Regions from separate parts of the Mus musculus genome. Here regions 1 and 2 are each linked to region 3. Evidence: chromatin loops called from intact Hi-C (ENCODE). Cell type or tissue: left cerebral cortex. All regions are shown on one strand.

What was found. A loop is a pair of places that touch in the nucleus more often than their neighbours do. Peaks named below come from ENCODE experiments on the same cell type or tissue, not always from the same donor. Only the 100,000 strongest peaks of a DNase experiment are listed, where the experiment ranks them.
Region 1: a loop joins it to region 3, with 2.4 times the contacts of the local background. A loop is called at or near these places in 19 of 42 quality-filtered maps.
Region 2: it touches region 3 in a loop (2.3-fold over the local background); 18 of 42 quality-filtered maps call a loop at or near these places.

Annotation. Positions count from the first base shown.
Region 1 is chr7:64,059,168-64,061,667 of GRCm38, forward strand. The region is part of intron 1 of Gm20670 (a long non-coding RNA gene); the gene reads left to right. Among named protein-coding and RNA genes, the nearest start is that of Gm20670, 3.2 kb to the left of the region's middle. In left cerebral cortex, a CTCF peak has its summit at 1,097 (motif pointing right); a DNase peak (open chromatin) is centred at 1,106.
Region 2 is chr7:63,854,210-63,856,709 of GRCm38, forward strand. No RefSeq gene overlaps it. Among named protein-coding and RNA genes, the nearest start is that of Gm39023, 2.8 kb to the left of the region's middle. In left cerebral cortex, a CTCF peak has its summit at 1,281 (motif pointing right); a DNase peak (open chromatin) is centred at 1,279.
Region 3 is chr7:64,154,505-64,157,004 of GRCm38, forward strand. All of the region lies in intron 1 of Trpm1 (transient receptor potential cation channel, subfamily M, member 1), which reads left to right. Among named protein-coding and RNA genes, the nearest start is that of Trpm1, 1.9 kb to the left of the region's middle. In left cerebral cortex, a CTCF peak has its summit at 1,447 (motif pointing left); a DNase peak (open chromatin) is centred at 1,338; H3K4me3 peaks cover 444 bases; H3K27ac peaks cover 1,851 bases.

The DNA of each region.
Region 1 (2,500 bases), 95 kb before region 3:
AAGCTGCCGCCTGAGCCCATCTGCTCACAGGTCGGGCCATCTATAGGGATGCAGCAATCAAATTGTGGGTTGGGGAACAACTAAAGGAATGGAGTTTTTGAGGGAGGTGAGGAACAGGGACAGGGTGGGACCCCGGAGGCTGGCCTCTGAGACAGAAGCAGCTGAGGGCCCCACAGGAGGGACAGGCATCTTTCTGTGGCCTTCCGTGTTCTTGTCAGTTCAAGGTACAGGGCCATCAGGTGCCAGATACTCAAAGACAAAAATGAAGCCAGGAGCACCTGGCAAAGGAGGGGAAGCCCAGGACGGGAGCACTGTGGGGATCTCAGAGGGAAGTAGGGATCCCAGGCTCCTGGGGGCTGGCATCTGAGTCTCCACTCTGTCCCATTGGTGCTCTGTGGTTGCTTGGCAGGAGAGGAAGGGAAAGGGAAGGAAGGAGCGGGGAGGAAGGGAGAGGGGGAAGAGCTATACTGTCTAGCCCTTACTAAGGGGCAGGGTCCAGGCCAAGCTTGGATCAGAGTCCCTGTGACATCCAAGTTGCCTGCATTTCCCATGAGAAAACAGGTTTGGAGATACTCAGAGCCACGTGCAAAATCTCACAGCCTACACCAACACTCCATCCCAGGTCTGGTCCAGGTTCTAAGGTTCAGTCTCTCCCATCTATTCCCTGCTGCACACACATACAGACAAACAGACACATACAGACAAAAAGACACACACAGACACATAGACAGGCAGATACACATACACACACAGATAAACAGACACACAGACACATAGGCAGATACACATACACACACAGATAAACAGACAGACAGACAGACAGACAGACAGACAGACACACACACACACACACACACACACACACACACACACACACACACAGCTTTTCTTTGTATGTTTTTAGCCAGCACAAATGGTTCTCCAAACCCAGACTGTAAAGCCCATCACTCAGGGACTTACATGCTCTAAACTAGTAAAGATTGCATCTGTATTCAGTAGTTCCCTCTCTGAATTCTCAAGACATCCCAGAGATCAAAGTGTCAGAATTTCCTTGTTGAGGGAATACCTTCCTGTCATTGTACTAAGTAGCCACATGGTGGCGCCATGGAGGGCCTGTCCAACAGAATCCAGTGATTTGTGGATTGCTGGTTGTCAACATGGAAGAACATTTCTTTCCTTCCTTCCTTCCTTCCTCCTCCTCCTCTTCCTCCTCTCCTCCTCCTTCTCTCTCTCTCCCTTTCTTTCTTTCTTTCTTTCTTTCTTTCTTTCTTTCTTTCTTTCTTTCTTTCTTTCTGTCTGTCTGTCTGTCTTTCTTTCTCTTCCTTCCTTCCTTCCTTCCTTCCTTCCTTCCTTCCTTCCTTCCTTCCTTCCTTCCTTCCTTCTATTTTTGAAACTAGGATTGAGCCTAGCACACAGCATGCAAGCTTCTATCACTGATCCAGCTGCCCAGTGCCTTCCAAAGGCAGCAGCACCTAGGCCCTCTGGACTGCAAAGCTAAGTATGCAAAAGTCATACAGCCAATGAGGTGTGCCAAAATATAGCTTTTATGTGGCTAAAACATGGCAAAGTATCACAGATGGATGAGTTTAATTACTGTGTGTGCCTGGGTGTGCTGCTGATGCTGTTGTCTGCATAGTTAATAGGGTCGTAATTCATAGGGTTGCTACTGTGCCCATAAAGTTTACTTTTCCTGAATTTCTTTGGCAAGTCACTAATTCTAACATAGATCTTCACAGATTCATTCATCCTATAGCAGAGACAAGCTAGACAACCTTTCTTGAACCCAAATCATTTTTATATCTTAAATTTGGTTTGGAGCACGTCCTTTTGCTTAGGCAGTAGTCTCTGGAATTGCCTAAAGTTCTTGACACAATGTTAGTTTTGGAAATTAACCATGGATCAAATGTATCATAATTGAATGCTAGAGTCAGCCATCAAAATAAATAAGTGGGTTTTCGTCACTGCAGAAGATATGGTGAAGTATTTTAATGCTTTAATTTCATAACAAAAAAAAAACCCCTCATTAAACTCGTTGTGGTTCTCAGTCATTCTTATTGTTCCAAGGTCATTTTTGGATTTAACAGCTCAGCACACACTAAGTCATTGAGCAGTCGTCTTCCACTGAGCACAGACTTCCTGTTCTTCTACCTCAGCTGACTATGATTCAAAACTGTCAAATGGAAAACCCAGAAACAATGAAAAAATCTTAACCTCTGTTACAGTCAGTGGTTAAATTGTATTTTGTTGTTAGTTACTATTACTTTAACTGCGGTTAACTTATGAATCACATTACTCAAACACACACACACACACACACACACACACACACACACCCCATATATGGAAATAAAAGCCTGTGTGAGGTGTCAGTGGTCCCCATGGGTCCAGGCTTCATCTGGACGCCTTGGGGTCCGCCTAGTATGGATGAATGGGAAGATGACTATAAATATTCAGAGTGTTGGTTTGTCTCTTGTCAACTTGACACATCCGTGAGAGGGAA
Region 2 (2,500 bases), 300 kb before region 3:
AGCATCTTCTGGGTATATGCCCAGGAGTGGTATAGCTGGGTCTTGAGGTATTCCTAATTTTCTGAGAAAACACCAAATTGATGTCCAAAGTGGTTGTACAAGTTACTGGCTCAACTCCAGACCCATTCCATGGGCAAGCACCAATCCCTGACACTACTAATGATACTCTGTTATGCTCAAAGACAGGAATCTAGCATGGCTGTTCTCTGAGAGGTTCCACTCAGCAGCTGACTCAGACAGATGCTCCACACACAGCTAAACAGTGGCTGGAGCTTGAGAACTATTATGGGAGAGTAGGGGGAAGGATTGAGTGTCCCGAAGGGGACAGGAACTCTTCAGGAAGAGTGCAACAGAGTCCAACAGCTCTGGACCCTTGGAGCTCTCATAGATTGAACCACCAACCAAAGAGCATAGAGGAGCTGGACCTAGACCTCCCTGTACATATGTACCAGATGTGCAGCTTGCTTGGTCTTCATGAGGGACACGAACAACAGGAGCGGGGGGTGGGGGGGATATGCCAAAAACCGTTGCCTGTCTGTGGAATATGTTCTTCTACACAGGCTGCCTTGTCTGGCCTCAGTGGGAGAGGATGATGCTCAGTGGGAGAGGATGAACCTAGCACTGCAGAGACTTTGGGGTGGGGGGACTCCTATCAGAGAAGGGGAGGGATAGAGGAAAAGACTGTAGGAGGGAGGAACCAGGAGAGGTGGCAGTGAGTGGGATATAAAGTGAAAAAATAAAATAAAATAAAATAAAATAAAATAAAAAGAGGAACACACCTACCTCTAGGCAGACCACATTTCCCAGAGCCCGAAGAACCCTTGGAGTCTTCTAGAAATCCCCGTCCCCACATGGGTCTGAACATTCTGCTGAGAGGTGGACCAGGGCCCTGCCTCTGGAATTAGGCAGCTGCCATCCTCGGGTAGGCAATCCTGACACCAGCTGCCTGTGGGTGAAACTGCTTCTGCCTGGAGCTGCTGGGACATTCCCATTGACTGCAGCTCCTAGGTGTGAGGAGGCTCAACCTTACCATGTGGAAGGCTAGGGCTACCCAGAGCAAGGGCATCCATTAGCATGGTGAGCCCTCCATCTCTGAGCCTCTGTGCCTGGCTCCGCCTTCTTGCAGGTAGTTCCTGCAGAGCCGCCACGGGATCCCTGCTTCAAGGCAAGCAGGCCCAATTTTTAAATTTTTTTGTTGTGTGGAAAGATTTTTTGATCTGGATGCATCAACTGGCTAGAAGGTTTGTGCTCCTCACCAACATGACTGTGCCACCCAGCAGGGGGCAGCAGACAGACCCAGTGGACAATAGTGAAAAGAGCAAAACTCTGCAGGTCAGAAGAGGTGGGGTTTAATTGCCCTTGGGAGCTGGCACAGTATCTCCTTTGGACAAGTCACCTAATGGTGTCACTTAAATGATGGCCATGTCACACTGCCCTGTAGGTGCTAGGCAGGGAGTCTGGGTCGGCCATTCATCCCCCCCCTCTGCTATAGCAGAAGAAGATGCGATGCATCTTTAGCACCATTCACCATGGTTCTATCGGACTAGAAAGTTCACGGTGAGCATCCCGAATCAGAAGACCCCAAATCCACAATGGGCTAAAATCAAAGCTAGTCACGACGGTACACATTTGTATGATTCCTTACTGCAGAACTAGATGAGATAGGAAGATCGTGTCAGGCCATCTTGTCTAAAACAGAGGGGAATGCTGGGAGATGTCTCTGTGGGTAGAATGTTCCCATTCATACAAGAGGACCCCAGACCGCATCTGCAATCCTCAAGCCCCGCCCCCCAGAGAGATGACAGGCAGACTCTCAAGCAGTCCCTGGGCAGACTAGCCTGGTATGCTGTATGGAGAGCGAACAACAGAGATCCTGCTTCAAACAAGGTAGAAGGCAATGTCTCCTGTCTTACATACACACGTGAACACACATGTGCATGCACTTCTCAGCCATCCCCAGGTAAAATGCAGGCCTGAAAGTGAAGGTGGGCCTTTTTCCCATCCCCCACCCCCAGCCTGGATGCCTGCACTCCCTGGATTCCTGAAGTCCTTGGAAGTAGCAAAGCCCAAAGGCTGAGCCTCATGAAGGCTCAAGCAGAGAGGAGGAGGAGGGGTTGGAAGGAGAGAGTAGGACCCATGTCTGGCAGGCTCTAAAATTAAGGGTTCTGGGTTCCCTCTTGGTCCTGAACCTCTTGATGTCTGCTTCTGTGATTCCCCCAGCATCAAGGATGCTATCCTGGAGATCTGATTCACCCCCACCTTAGGCAGCTCACTGTAGATCCCCTGAATGAAGGACATAGTCTCAGTTCAAAGGAGACTACAGAGGCTTGACTGCATAGAGTCGAAGGGCCTGTGAGAGCATAAGGCAGGGAGATGTGAAGCCCAGTGTGACAGGCTCTCAGCCCCTCCTCGTGGTCCCTGTGGACACAAAGCCCCTGAGTTACAGAACCTGCCTCCCAGTGGCTAGTGCTCCTGTGCCCCTCCAAGGACAGCATTCTGG
Region 3 (2,500 bases):
TCTAGAAGACGTGAGGGTGGCCCTGAGTGAGCCCTGCGTTTGGTATAGGTTTCTGTGGCCTCTGAGCAGGCTGAGTGGACGTCCCATTCTGTTAAAGGCCACTTACTGTGTTAGGGTCACTTGTCTTCTGCACCTGGTCTGTCTAAGGCAACAAAAAACTAGCCTAGGAGTAGGTGGCCTTCAGTACCCTGGGCTGCAAGAATGGGTCCTTTGGACCCAGGTTACCATGGCCCATACAACTGGAGACCTGATTAAGAAAATCAGACACAAGTTAACTGTAAAGTTAGGATCTTGTGGGCTATGCCCTCGGATGGAGACACACTATGTGCTTGGTTACTCAGTGTGTTTGTTACATACAAAGTAAATGAGGAGGCAGGTCAGCTAGTGTGTGTTTATTATATACGGTATGAACAAGGAGACTAGCCAGCTAATGTGTGTTTATTATATATAGTATGGACAAGGAGGCTGGTCAGCTAATCTTGGTAGATGGTCTCTATAGAGAAACGGCCTCAGGGGATTTGACCATGAAGTAATCTGGGATGAAAAAGCTCTGTACAGTTTGCACTACTCACTACTGTTTTTTAGCTAAATGTCACCCATTCTTCAACATCCATCCTTGCACCAGGGAAAGGCCTTGCCATCCTATGAATCTGAGGCACTGGTGTTCTTGACATGGTCATGCTCATGACGTGAATGCTCATTCAACAAGTATACACTCTCTTCCCACAGTAGGTGGCCTGATAGGTCATCTTACTCAGCTGCCCTCAGGTAGAGCCCAAGGAGGAGGTAGAGGCTCCTTCCAAGACACTGCCCCTACAGAGGGTGAAGGAGGCAGGAAGGAGAGGGTGTGAACAGAAGGGTGCACCACTGCAGTAGCTCTTTCTGACATTCCAGCCAGTGCCCTGGTCAGTGTTGGGGACAGAAGCCAGGACAGCAGCGCGATCCAGGTGAGTGCCTCAGGGAAGGTATTCCCTCAGGCAGGACACTGGGTCATCTTAGGAGCTGACCAGGCGGTTGATCTCATAGCACAGAAACAGCTAGGCATTTATCCATCCAGTTGTTTCCTAGCGTCTGATGTCCTAGGAACCTGAAAACACACACAAAGTCAATAGGAAATGGTTTATTTTTAAAGGCTTTTTACAAGTTTCAAGAAGATCCATCCCCAGGGGCTCCTTGTGGGTGGTAGAAGGTACAGCTCTGTTCTCCCAGGTGTGTGAGAGTTAGCAGTCTTTCTGTAGAGCCCGCACGCCCACGGGTGTCCTGTAAATTAGTATTCACAAATCTACCGCCACACTTGGCAGGAACGCGACATTCACATGCCTCTAGCTGTGCCACTGCGCATGACCCTCCTTCCCAGAACACAGCCGCTCCCACTGCTAACTGATAAGCTCCGGAAAGGAAGCAGGCTGTGCTGTTCTGGAATTCCATGTCTCTGTTGCCCTCTGCCGGGTGCTTACCCTAGTGAAGTAGCAGAGTCTGGGTGTGGGGAACTCAGCAGATGGGAGGAACACACTGAGTGTGGTCAGCATTGAAAACTAGCACTTCTCTCTCCTTTCTGTTCCCCCTCCTCCTCTTCCCTCTCTGTCCCGCTGTCTCTCTCTCTCTTTCACTCTCTCTCTCTCTCTCTCTCTTTCACTCTCTCTCTCTTTCTCTCTCTCTCTCTTCCTTTTACTCCCTCCTCCCCCCATCCTCCAGGACTACACATTTGATTCTACTTCAAATTTAAGAGGGTGTCCCTCCCCTTCCAAGGTGAACTCATCCCATGGCAATTTATGACCCCCCCTCCCCCAAATCCTAATTCTCCAAGTCCTCACTGCCAGATCCGGTCCCTGGCACCTCTCCCCCAAATCCCGAGTCTCCAAGCCCTCCTTGCCAGAACCAGACCTAGTTAAAGGCTCAGTGTAGCCCCGGGCATGATCATGACACTCCTCAGGCCAAGAATGAGATCACCGAAGGGAGAAGGAAGGATGGTTCTTCCATCTGTTTCTGTTACACTGTGTAGGAGTGTTACTCTGTAGCCCAGGCTGGTCTTGAACTTACAGCAATCCCCCTGCCTCAGTCCCCCCTTCCCCCTCAGGCTTAGATTACAGGGGTGAGCCACTTAATCTGTAAGGGGATAGTGAGAAACAAGTTCCCAAAGTATGCATGTTCCTTTGTTTTTGTAAACACTTGAGATTCCTTTGTCCTTAGGAACTTGGTGCTCTTCCAAGGGTGATCCTGCCTGGCCCTCTGTTGTCAAAGACACTTTTGGCCTTTGGCCTGGCTGGTCAGCTTTTCCTGTTAGGCAGCTCCTCACTTGGCCTTAACACCACCCCCACCCCAAAAAATCCCAATATCCAGCCAAGGGAATTGAATCAGTGACTGAAGGGCAGCTACCTCTATGCAGGAGGCCCAGCCTTCCGCAGCTGTAGGAAAAGCTGCCAGGTGGCCATGTGGAACATGAAAACCCTGTCTACATTTTAATTTGCTAAACGATACAGATAAAATTTGGAATTGAAAA